Regions from separate parts of the Mus musculus genome. Here region 1 is linked to region 2. The links are chromatin contacts, found by Hi-C or POLR2A ChIA-PET in ENCODE. All regions are on one chromosome and are shown on one strand. Each heading gives the region's core, a stretch centred on a gene start or an enhancer-like site at or near the end of the contact. The rest is flanking DNA. Distances are from core to core; before and after follow the strand shown. Region 1 holds the start of Vps33a (VPS33A CORVET/HOPS core subunit). Region 2 holds the start of Diablo (diablo, IAP-binding mitochondrial protein).

Evidence for each region. A loop is a pair of places that touch in the nucleus more often than their neighbours do. ChIA-PET counts read pairs that join two places held with the same protein, here RNA polymerase II (POLR2A).
Region 1: a loop to region 2 is called in a map of T-helper 2 cell, with 2.4 times the contacts of the local background. The contact joins the promoter of Vps33a here to the promoter of Diablo in region 2. A Hi-C loop is called at or near these places in 7 of 37 maps with a recorded cell type or tissue (CH12.LX, ES-E14, T-helper 17 cell and 4 more). POLR2A ChIA-PET finds 5 or more read pairs at or near these places in 3 of 5 experiments (Patski and embryonic stem cell).

The regions. Positions count from the first base shown.
Region 1 is chr5:123,569,602-123,575,055 of GRCm38, forward strand. Vps33a (VPS33A CORVET/HOPS core subunit) reads right to left here and starts at 3,414. Exons shown (of 13, transcript NM_029929.3): 1 at 3,279-3,414; 2 at 1,876-1,941; 3 at 1,254-1,381; 4 at 1-5. The coding sequence starts at 3,380.
Region 2 is chr5:123,521,514-123,526,852 of GRCm38, forward strand. Diablo (diablo, IAP-binding mitochondrial protein) reads right to left here and starts at 2,651. Exons shown (of 6, transcript NM_023232.3): 1 at 2,558-2,651; 2 at 1,742-1,868. The coding sequence starts at 2,607. It overlaps Mir7647 (microRNA 7647), which reads right to left and starts at 1,182; the gene lies at 1,124-1,182.

The DNA of each region.
Region 1 (5,454 bases), core at 2,164-4,663, 49 kb after region 2:
CCTCACTGCAAAGGAAGTGAACATGATTAGCTTATGTGCTGCTTAGAATCAGAGGTTGCTTTTCTTAACACCCTAAGACCTGGCAGGTACCAAACACACACTGCTTACGGAAACACATAAAGGCGGACTCTCAGGGGCGCAGGGATGGCTCAGAGGTTAGGAGCACTTGCTGCTCGGCCATGGTTCTCAGCACCCACATGGCAACTGACAACTGTCTAAATTCCAGGCCCAAGGGTATCCAGCACCCTCTTCTGCCGTCCAAAGGCACCACAGCACATATACATATATTTAGGCAAATGCTCAGACACATAAAACAAAACAAAACAAAACAAAACAAAAACCAAACCCAACAAAAAAAGCCAGACACTCATACCCAAATTGTTAACAAAACTGATTCCAGAAATCACATCACATGACAAACAGATACACACACACACACACACACACACACACACACACACACACACACACACACACAAAACCAGATCTTATAACAGCACACCTGTGTTTTTGAAAACAAGTGCCTCTTTTACCAAACCAGTTTAACACAACGGTCTTGTATTAAAATGAGAACTCCTGTTCCCTAGTCTCCTTGTTTGTGAACTTCCAAGACCAGCTACAAACAGTTGAGGTTTTCAGGGGCCCCATCAATCAACTGTACCAGAGGGCTTCCTTTATAGAGTGAATTTCACATTCACTTACTTGATTCCACAGTTCTTACTTGTTTGCTTATGAAATTCAAGCCCACTACAGCAGTTTGAAAACAGTAGCCCCAGGAGGTTTCTGTGTGGTGTTTTTAAAGGCAGGGTTCTCTCTGCTGACACAGGTTGGAAGTTTTAGCCATCCTCAGAAAGTGAAGTTATTTCCCTCAAGCTACTCAGAGCACGGCCACGTGTCTTCCATCCTACTCCTAACATTTTGCCTTGTCTGGTCCCACTCTTCCAAATGATGGCCGTCCAACACTCTGACAAGAGGGTGAATGAAGGTACTCGGAACATTAAAGTCTTTATAAAGACACTTGGACAGGAAGAGTTCAGCAGGGGAAGGCGCCTACGCCAAACCTAATGACCCGCGTTCAATCCCTGGGACATCCTTGGGAGGACAGAACTCATTCTTACCAGTCGTCTTCTGACCTCCACACAGGCACCTACCATCCTCCAAAGTAAATAGAAAAACAAACAAACAAATGTAAAACAAACAAACAAAAAACTTTTAAAGCCCAACGTCTTTTAAACCACAAAACTCCGAGGTACCTGAGTACATTCTCAGCAATTATGTCCATCAGCTCTAGCCTGGGTCTGACCAAAAAAATGATGTTCTTGACATCAGCTGCGGGCAGACGACTTCCTTTAAGTGTGAACATTTTTTCCACTTCATGTTCCTAGGAAAGCAAGCACACACAGAAGACCAGTAAGAACCCTGGACTCTGTCCTTCTCAGATCGGTAAGTAATTCAGAGTCCCAACCAACCAAACACATGAAGGACCAAGCTGAAAGATAAAGCCGTTGTTTCTGCATCCGCAGGCCAACCATTCTGACACAGCATACCGGCCAAGGCTCTGCGGCACAGTCACACAAAACAGTGCTTGTGCGCAAAATGGTTGTTTCTGTACCGTCCGTCCGTCCCGTCCCGTCCCCCGTCCCCCCCCACCCGTGGGATGCTGGACATCAATTTCGGCATGTTGTGCATACCAGGCAAGCACACTACCACTGAGCGGCACCCTCTAGGCTGAATGTTAATCATGTATTAATACCAGTGTTTGTTCAGCTCAGATAGCTTTGCAAGTGATTATTCAGGAAGATATGTTAGAATCCCATTACCCGCACTAGGCTAGATTAATTATTAATTCTTGGATAAATCGCATATGCATATTACCTTTAGTAGTGAGTACTGTGCGATCAGTCCAAATGGTCCTGTTAAGTACTCATCCCACACTATTGCCTGTAAGAGGGGAGAAGCACTCAGAAATTCCACCACCAGCAACAGAAAAGGCAGTTATAACCAGTAAGAATATAATTTTATAAGGTTTAATATTTTCCCTGCCCCACCCCCACTTTAATTATGTCTAGTTGTATGTGTCTGTGCCTGGGTATGTGCAGGTGGGTGCGGTTCCCCTCAGAGGCCAGATCCATCAAATTTCCAAGGATCTGGGGTTACAAGTGGTTGTCTGTAGGTGCCAGCAACTGATCTGGGCTCCTCTGGAAGAGCTACACTCCCTCTTCACCTCTAAGCCACCTTTCCAGAATATTCTTCTAAAAGTTAGAGTTAGGATTTTTAAAGGCTCTGGTCACATTATAGCCTAAGGGTCGAAAAGAACCTTCCACAAAGGGGGAAATTTCATGATACTGGCATCAAAGATCCCTGCTTCCTCCAGGAGAAACACTTTGTAAACCTGGTCCACACAATCTATTATATCTGATTTCGACATCATTTTCAGTTTAATACTGCCCCCTGTGATTTAATAATCTGCCTTTTTGACTCAATGACTTAGTTGGAGCTATGTTTACAAAACTGATTCTTTTTGGGTGGGTGGGGGTAGGGAGTGTTCTTGGTTTTTTCAAGACAGGGTTTCTCTGTGTAGCCCTGGCTGTCCTGGAACTCACTCTGTAGACCAGGCTGGCCTCGAACTCAGAGATCCGTCTGCCTCTGCTTCCCAAGTGCTGGGGCTAAAGGCGTGCGCCACCACTGCCGGGCCCAAAACTGATTCTTTGAGCATCTGTTTTGTTTTTTTCTTCAGATTAGAACTTCCCATTCCCTGTAGAGGGATGGGGTATGATTAATAAATCTCAGAATAGAGGGAAAAAATGCTTAAAAGAAAACCTCACAGCATGGCTCATGCCTGTAGTGCCAGAGGCGAGAGAAAGGAGGAGTGCCGGCAGGAACAGTCTATATAGCCAGGAATAGGCTCAAAAATAAAATGGAGAGCCGATCCCAGCACTCAGAGGCAGTGACAGGTGGATCTCAGTGAGTTCGAGGGCTACACAGCGTTACCCTGTCTCAAACACTGAGAGGAAAACAGGAAGAAAGGAAATTCTATGAAGTCCCCGATCTAGACAAAAAACGATCCATGTTGAAGTTACGAAGTGACAGCTTGTCTTTCACAAGCTGTGTGCCGAGGGCTGTGGGCGTGCGTGCTTCCAGGCTGGAAAGGACAACTGTCTCGCAGGTCGGGGAGCTCCCGGCCAGGGGCTGTCACTGAGCGGGCGACCTGATCGCCCCCACGGCCTCGCACAGTCCCGCCCGGCCAAGCTTGGTGGCGCCGGGGCCCTGTCCCTCACCTTGCTCCCAGCGCACTTGTCCAGGAACTCGCGCAGCTCCCGACGCACCGCCTCGCGCAGCACGTTCAGGTTCACTCGCCCGTACGACAGGTGCGCCGCCATCTTGCCCGGGCACCCGCATTTCCCCAGACGCCGCCTGCGTCACGTGACGGGACGTTCACGTGATCCGAGTCGCTGAGGCACATTGAACGCGAAAGGCGGAGTCCTGCTGACAGTGATGCTCCTTCAAGGTCCTAGTGCGCATGCGAGGAGGAGTCCCCTCCCCGCCCCTTTCTAAAGTATTTCCCTACCATGCCTAAGAATGGTGAGCAGTGAAAATTGACTTTGTTTGTTTGTTTTCGAGACAGGGTTTCTCTGTGTAGCCCTGGCTGTCCTGGAACTCACTCTGTAGAACAGGCTGGCCTCGAACTCAGAAATCCGCCTGCCTCTGCCTCCTAAGTGCTGGGATTAAAGACGTGAGCCACCATCCCCAGGTCTTAAGGATGGAATTTAGATGTTATTTGTCGCGTTTAAAAGCACCATCCTTGTGTCTTCACAGCTAGAATACTGGTGTAAAATGGCGATCGAGGCCAAACTACAAAATGCACCTTACTACACCCAGTAAGTGGTTCAATCGCAGAGCAAGCTTATCTCTCCAAGTTCAAGGCCAGCCTGGTAAACATAGCGAGCTCCAGGACAACCAGGGCTACACAGTGAGACCTGTCTCCACATAAACAAACAATAAATGGACTGGAGAGATGGTTCACCAGTTAAGAGCACCTGCTGCTCTCCCATAGACCAGGTTCCCAGGATCCACAGTATAGCTCGTGACCATCTGTAACTCCGGTTCCAGGGTGTTGTGTTTTATAAAACAAGAAAAGGAAGCCAGGGATATGCTTGATAGAGTGAGGTATGGTGAGGTGGAAGGTGGTGCCTCTGCGAGCTTATGCTGAGACATCCCTTCCCCATGAGGTAACAGCCATATGACGGATATAGTATGGAATAGAGTTTATTTAGGGCATGGGGAGATGGGGAGGGGAGTTGAGGAAGGAGGTGGGGAGGGGAGAGGAGGGAAAGGGGAAGGGAAAGAGAGAGGGGGAGAGGGAGAAAATAGAGGCGTAGAGGCCGGCCAGGAACACGTGGAGACAGACAGGAAAGGGGAAAGGAGAGAGAAGGGAGAGGGAAGAGAGAAGGTAAGAGAGTGGGGGGGGGGGGGCCGCAAGCAGCCTCTTTTATATTGAGTCAGGCACACATGGCTGTTGCCAGGTAACTGCGCAGCAGAGCCTGGAAGAAATGCTAACACGGGATCTAGTGCCCCTTTCTCACCTAGGAGAGCAAGGCACACAGCACTGATAGATACTTTCAGGCAAACACAGTTTAAAAAATAAGAGAGAGAGATGGCTTAGTGGGAACACGCTGTTCTTCCAGAGAACCAGAGTTGGGGTTCCAGCTCAAAACTGCCTGTAACTCCAGCATTCCAGTTCCACATCCTCTATGCCCACTTCTGATCTCCATGGACTCACGGCAAGTTAATGATACTGAAGTTGAGAATAATAATCTGTTGCAAGGTATTATTCTTATTTATATTTTATGTAAATGAATATACTATCACTCTTCAGACACACCAGAAGTGGGCATCAGATCCCATTACGGATTGTTGTGAGCCACTGTGTGGTTGATGGGAATTGAACTCAGGATCTCTGGAAGAGCAGTCAGTGTTCTTAACCACTGAGCCATCTCTCCAGCCCCCACAAGATATTATTTACAATGTTTTTTTTTTTAAGCATCTGTGTGGGGAGACAGTCATTTAGTAGATATTCAAAGGCAAACACTAACACTTTTGAGAGTTTCTAAAGAGTTGTGGATTACTAATCAGAGATGGAGTAGCACAGCCTATAATCCCCACTGGGGAGGCAGAAGAGGAGGAGAGTAAGTTGTGAACCTGTGTGGTCTACATAGTAAGGCCTTATCGCAAGGTCTGGGGATATAGCACAACGGTACAGGTACAGTGCTTGCTAGGGCTTGAAAGGCTTTTGGTTTGACCCCAATCACTAAGTAAATAAATAAATAAATGGAATCAAACATTGCTGTAACCAGAATACTGAAGCTTACGTTTCCAGTTCTCATAAGAGTCAGTAAAAAGAGACAAGAATACATTATTAAATTATTATTAATTATTAAAAACTTACTTTTAGGG
Region 2 (5,339 bases), core at 1,401-3,900:
GGTACTGAAGAAGCTAGGACTAGAACAGCTAAGGTCCTTGGAAGGAAGGAAGGAAGGAAGGGAGAGAGGGAGGGAGAGAGGGAGGGAGGGAGGGAGGGAGGGAGGGAGGGAGGGAGGGAGGAAGGAAGGCAGGCAGGCCTGGCTGGCATGAGAGCAACACAACTGGCTAGGCTACTACAGTGCAGGCAGAACTAGACACAGCTCTGTAGCACATAATAGAGTCATGGAGTTCTGATGGCAGGTCCACACCACAGGACAGTGACTGCAGCGGCTCTAGGCCTGTGGCCCACAACTGACTAGTAACCAGGACTTAAAAAGCTGAAAATGAAGAGGATAAACCCATGGTTTTTCAAAGGTGGGGGCAGAAAGAACCTTGGGGGCTGGCAAGATGACCCAGCTGTTAAGAAGACACTTGGGCTGCTGAGCAGGACAACCCTTCTTGCAGCTGCCCTCTGATGCTCTCAGCCACAACCCAAAATTTAGCTCTTCTCCATAAACCACACAGCCAGTGACAAAACAAAACAAAACAAAACCCATCACTTTCCTATCAGCTGCTCACTGACATTTCTAAAATGTAACTTTCTTCCGATGGAGACCCACTCCTCTGTCCCAGCAAATGGTAATTCAAGTGGGAAACAGCTCTCCCTCACTCATGTGCTGCCTGCCAGCTATCACCTCATCAAACTGGAACATTAGCCAGATCATAATATTCCAAGAACAAATCCTTCAAGGCCTTCAGAGAAAATCCAAAGCCCCACAATGAGCCACAAGGATCAGTCACAGTATTTGAGCCCTGGTTATCTCTCCAACCTCACTCCAGCCCGCCCACTTTGCTTTGCTGCATACCACACAAAATACACCTTCTAGGCTTGCCAGGAACCCCTTCTGCTGAAGGCCTCTCCCTCACCCAGGCCACTCAGTCAGCTTTCTCCAAGCTGTCTCACACCACTGCACCATATTTTTCTTCACATTACATCACCAGCTGACTTTGTTTCTTTTCTGACACAGGTCTTCTCTGTGTAATGGCCCTGGCTGTCCTAGAACTCACTCTGTAGACCAGGCTGGCCTTGAACTCATAAAGAACTGTCTGCCTCTGCCTCCCAAGTGCTGGAATTAAAAGTGTGTACTACCACCTCCTGGACTTTTGGTGCTTTTTAAAAAAAAGGCCAGGAGGTGGTAGTTCATACTTTTAATTTATATGAATGGTGTTTTATATGCATGCCTCCAAGTGTGTCTGTGTGAGAGTGTCAGATTCTCTGGAACTGGAGTTACAACAAGGTGAGAGCTGCCTGATGGCTGCTGGGAAACACATGGCTATTCCTCCCGTTTCTGCCTACCCTCCCCACTTCAGTTCTTTTACAATGCATTTTTAACCTCAGGACCCTCAAAGGTTAAGCAGCACATGTGCAAAATTTAGCCCCTTCGATTTTGGTACAAGAATAACGGTCTACTTCCCAGTTCAACTGATGCTCAGTTTCAGGGGTGGTGGAGTGGGGGCAGAATCTGTTAAGAACACTGTTTCTATAACATGAGAAAATGGGAAACGTGCTCCACTCGGAAGATGCGGGTTTAGTACAGTACATGGCATCATGGAAGGGGGTACCTATGAAAGTGTGGCAGCTTGTCCAATGCTCAGGAGTTCACTAAGACTTGGAAATAGTCTCTGGGGCAAGTCAGGGTCCGGGCGTTCTTTCCCTGGCCCCTTTACCCTATATATAATAGTCACATGACAGTCCCTTACCTGAGCAATAGGAACCGCACACAGTGTCATGCCAAATCCAGTCAACACAGTTTTGTGCCATGGTTTTATCAATTCTGAGAAACAGCGTTTCTTAGAGTTAGCCAAGACAGGAAAACGCTGTCTGTACCTGGAAACATAAGTCAAAATTTAAAAAGCCCAAAATCAATCTGTAAAAGGCTCTGTGGTCTGCAGGAGTTTTGGACCAAGCAGTAAATGAGACTAAATGAGGAAGTGCCCGCAATCTTCTAAGAAAATAAACCACAGGACGGCCAGTTAAGTCTCGGCACTCGGGAGTCAGGGGCATGCGATCTGAGTTCCACGAGCGACAGGTCAATGCGCGTGGAAGCGTCCCGCCAGGCGGAGAAGTTTCAAAGTCGCCGCAGCCGATTAGCAACTTGACGCCAACGTAAAACTCTCCGGAGTGCGCAGGATTCAGCTTTAGACCCCGGGACCTGGGTTCCAGGTGTCGCCAATGGTCGCCTCCAGCAAATCCCGGGAGCGAGCCGCTGTCGCCGGTGGCCGAGTTTACGGGGACCCGTGCTCTCTCTAACAATGCGCTGCCAGCCAACGCCGTGGCCCGGCTGTCCCTCAGTGTCCCTGGGGACCCCCCAAAGCCAGCCCCCGGGATGCGTGGGAGGAGAACCACTTTCAGGCGCCCGTCCCTGATGGAGGACGAGGGACGAAGGCGGGGGCCCGCCTCTAACTTCAGAAGAAGGCGGGACGCGGCAGCACCACGGCCCGGGGCCGACGCACTGGCCGGCACGGCGCTCCCGGTTCCTCTCCGCCGCCGCCCGCCCTCTGCTACCGCGGCCGTACCTGAACAGAGAGCAGACGCTCCGAGTCACCCAACTTCTCAGAGCCGCCATCCCGCGGCGGACCGACGCCGGACGCACGCGCCGGAAGTGACGCAGCATAGCAAGCAGAAGCGCAAGCGAGGCGGGGCCCAAGGAGCCCGGAGCTTCATGGTCACGCCCCCAGAGGAGGACGCGGTTGCGATTGGACAAACGGAGTGGGCGGGGCCGGGACACCAGGAAACCGCTCTAACGGTCGCACCTGGCTTCCAACCGCTCCGACTTCGTCGCCGGTCCCCGCAGGCTCCAGTGCACGGGTGCTGAAGCCGGGTCGCGCGCCGTGACGCGGGCAGCGGGCTGGGGGGCGAGGCGAGGCGGGGCCGCTCCTGGAAAGGGAGACTGTGTGGCCAGGGAGGGGAAGCTCGGAGCCACGGCGAGGCGCGGTGGGGCGGGGCGGAGCAGGGCGGGGCCGGGGCGCTGTCACTTCAGCACCAAGAAGTAGGTGGTCCAGCCGGCCAGCAGGAGCGCCCCGATGAGCACAGTGTAGCTGAGGAGCACGAAGGCGAGCAGCTCCCGCAGCAACTGCAGCACGTGGATGGTGGACGAGGTCTGCATCGCCCTGCAGAGACCGGGAGCCTGAGCACGCACAGGCTGCACGCAATGAACAGTACTCTTCCAAGGCCAAGGAAGCCCAAAGTGCTATTCTCCCCTACACTGAAAGTCTAAAGCAGTAGTTGCCCCCCACTCTCACTGGCACTTGAACTCAGACAAGGGAAGGAGCCTGGTCTTTTCCAGTCCTGACTCTGTATTAGGCTCCAACCGCCCTCTCTTCCCACCATCTCTTGCATTTTTAATGGAGCTGGTGCCGCTAATGGGCTAGTGGAAGACAGTTTTATTTTCCCTTCACTCAAGCCGCAGCCCTGTCTATGGCCCTGTCTCATAGTGGAGGGGAAGCAGCAGGACATTGCTCATTCCCTCCGTCATTCCCCTGGCCTTGTCGATGATAGATTTTAAGGATTTTTTCTTGTGTGTGCCCCCAGTATGCTTGCCTAATAGCCAGTCAGGATTAAAATTGAAGGGTGTCAAGTGATGGGTACTAACTCGATTTCACTCATATCTTTCTTGATATGCTTTATGCATCTGCCCTTAGCTAATTTCACCTCAGATGCTAAGAGTCACAAGCTAGCTCAAATTCATTGCTGCCTTGCCTAGCAGTTACCATCAATGGCAGCCTCTAGTTTCCCACTCTTCCCAATTTACTTACTTGGCAAAGTTTCCACGACTCTTCCACCTCCACAGCTTCCACAGCCGCTCTCAGGTATGGTGAAAGTAGACTTGTACGCACTCCAGAGATCTGGGCAGAGCTGAGAGGTCTTCAGGCAGCTGGAGCACTCAACAACTAGGTGTGGTCTAGCGACCAATTACAATCTCTGTGTGGTTTCTGAGCTCCCAGGGAGCTGCGCACAGGCAATGCCAGACCAGGCGGGGCATTAACAGCCCTGCCCGCCCTCTGCCTGCATTACCTCCACAGCCTACAGGATGAGGCATCAGCAGTTTCCAGGACTTCTGACTCAAATGGGCTGAACAAGTGGTACACTAGGGGGTATTTCAAGCCCCTTCTTGTCTTGCTTGTCTAAATACTACAGACAGGCTGTACTTCCAATACTGCTAATACTGAGAGCAGCCCAGTTAAGTCTGGGATCTGGCAGAACCACTACACATTCACCAAGACTATCTTAGTAATGGAAAAGCTGCTGTTTTAAGAACGACAAGTGTGAACATGAATATGTGTGTGTGTGAGAACCATAGATGATAGCCCCAGAGCACGTGATCCTAATTTACAAAGTTTAGCAGTTTGCAAACTCAGTGCCCAGGCACTTTCCCAGTATAGCCACTTCTAAATTCAACGACAAAGGTGAGGCCCAGAAGGAGCCAGCTGGGAAAGCACAGAACATGTTCCCGTTCTGATGGAACAAAGGAAAAGTGACCAGGAATAGACAGCGCATCCTTCTGCTTGTACTCGATTATAAAGACTATTATTGACCTCTGAGAAGCAGGCAGTGTGGATGGCAACCCTTTTATAACATCATCATCCAGAAGCAAATGGCTGCTTAATGTAATCAGGATCTCTTATTATCAAATTATTGCCTGGGCGAAGTCTGGGCAAAAACGGGGGCAGGACATCTACACACAGCTCAAGAAGCCAGGGAGTAGTAATTGCTCCCCCAGAGGCCTGGGCAACTAAAGGGCTCCATGTCCTGCCTCATCACCAGAAGGACAGGATGCCTGCCGGGATGTATACTACCACCCAATAACCAGAGTGACAGATGAAAGGGCCAAGTTGTTCAAAACAGGCCTCTCTTCCCTCCTCGCTCACACTTCAAATGGATCGATCCCTCAAGGCAGTTCTGTGTCTTATATTTAATAGCAATCTGCAAACCTGCAAGCTGGGGTATTTTATAGCAATAGATTAACTGAAGCTAAGAAACAGGACATGGGAGCCGACAAGGTGGCTCAGTAGGTAAAGGAGCCTGCTTTCAAGCTTGATGACCTGGATTCAGTCCTCAGGACTCAAATGGTGGAAGGAGAGAACCAACTCTTTGAAAGCTGTCCTCTAGTTTCTACAAGTGTAAATGTGTGTATGTATGTATGTATGTATGTATGTATGTATGTATATATATATGTATATATATGCATGCATGTATATATAAACATACTATACATACACACACACTACATAAATAATAAAGAACTACAACATGGCATAAAATTCACTGTAATCCATCTATAAATGATGAGAATTTTTC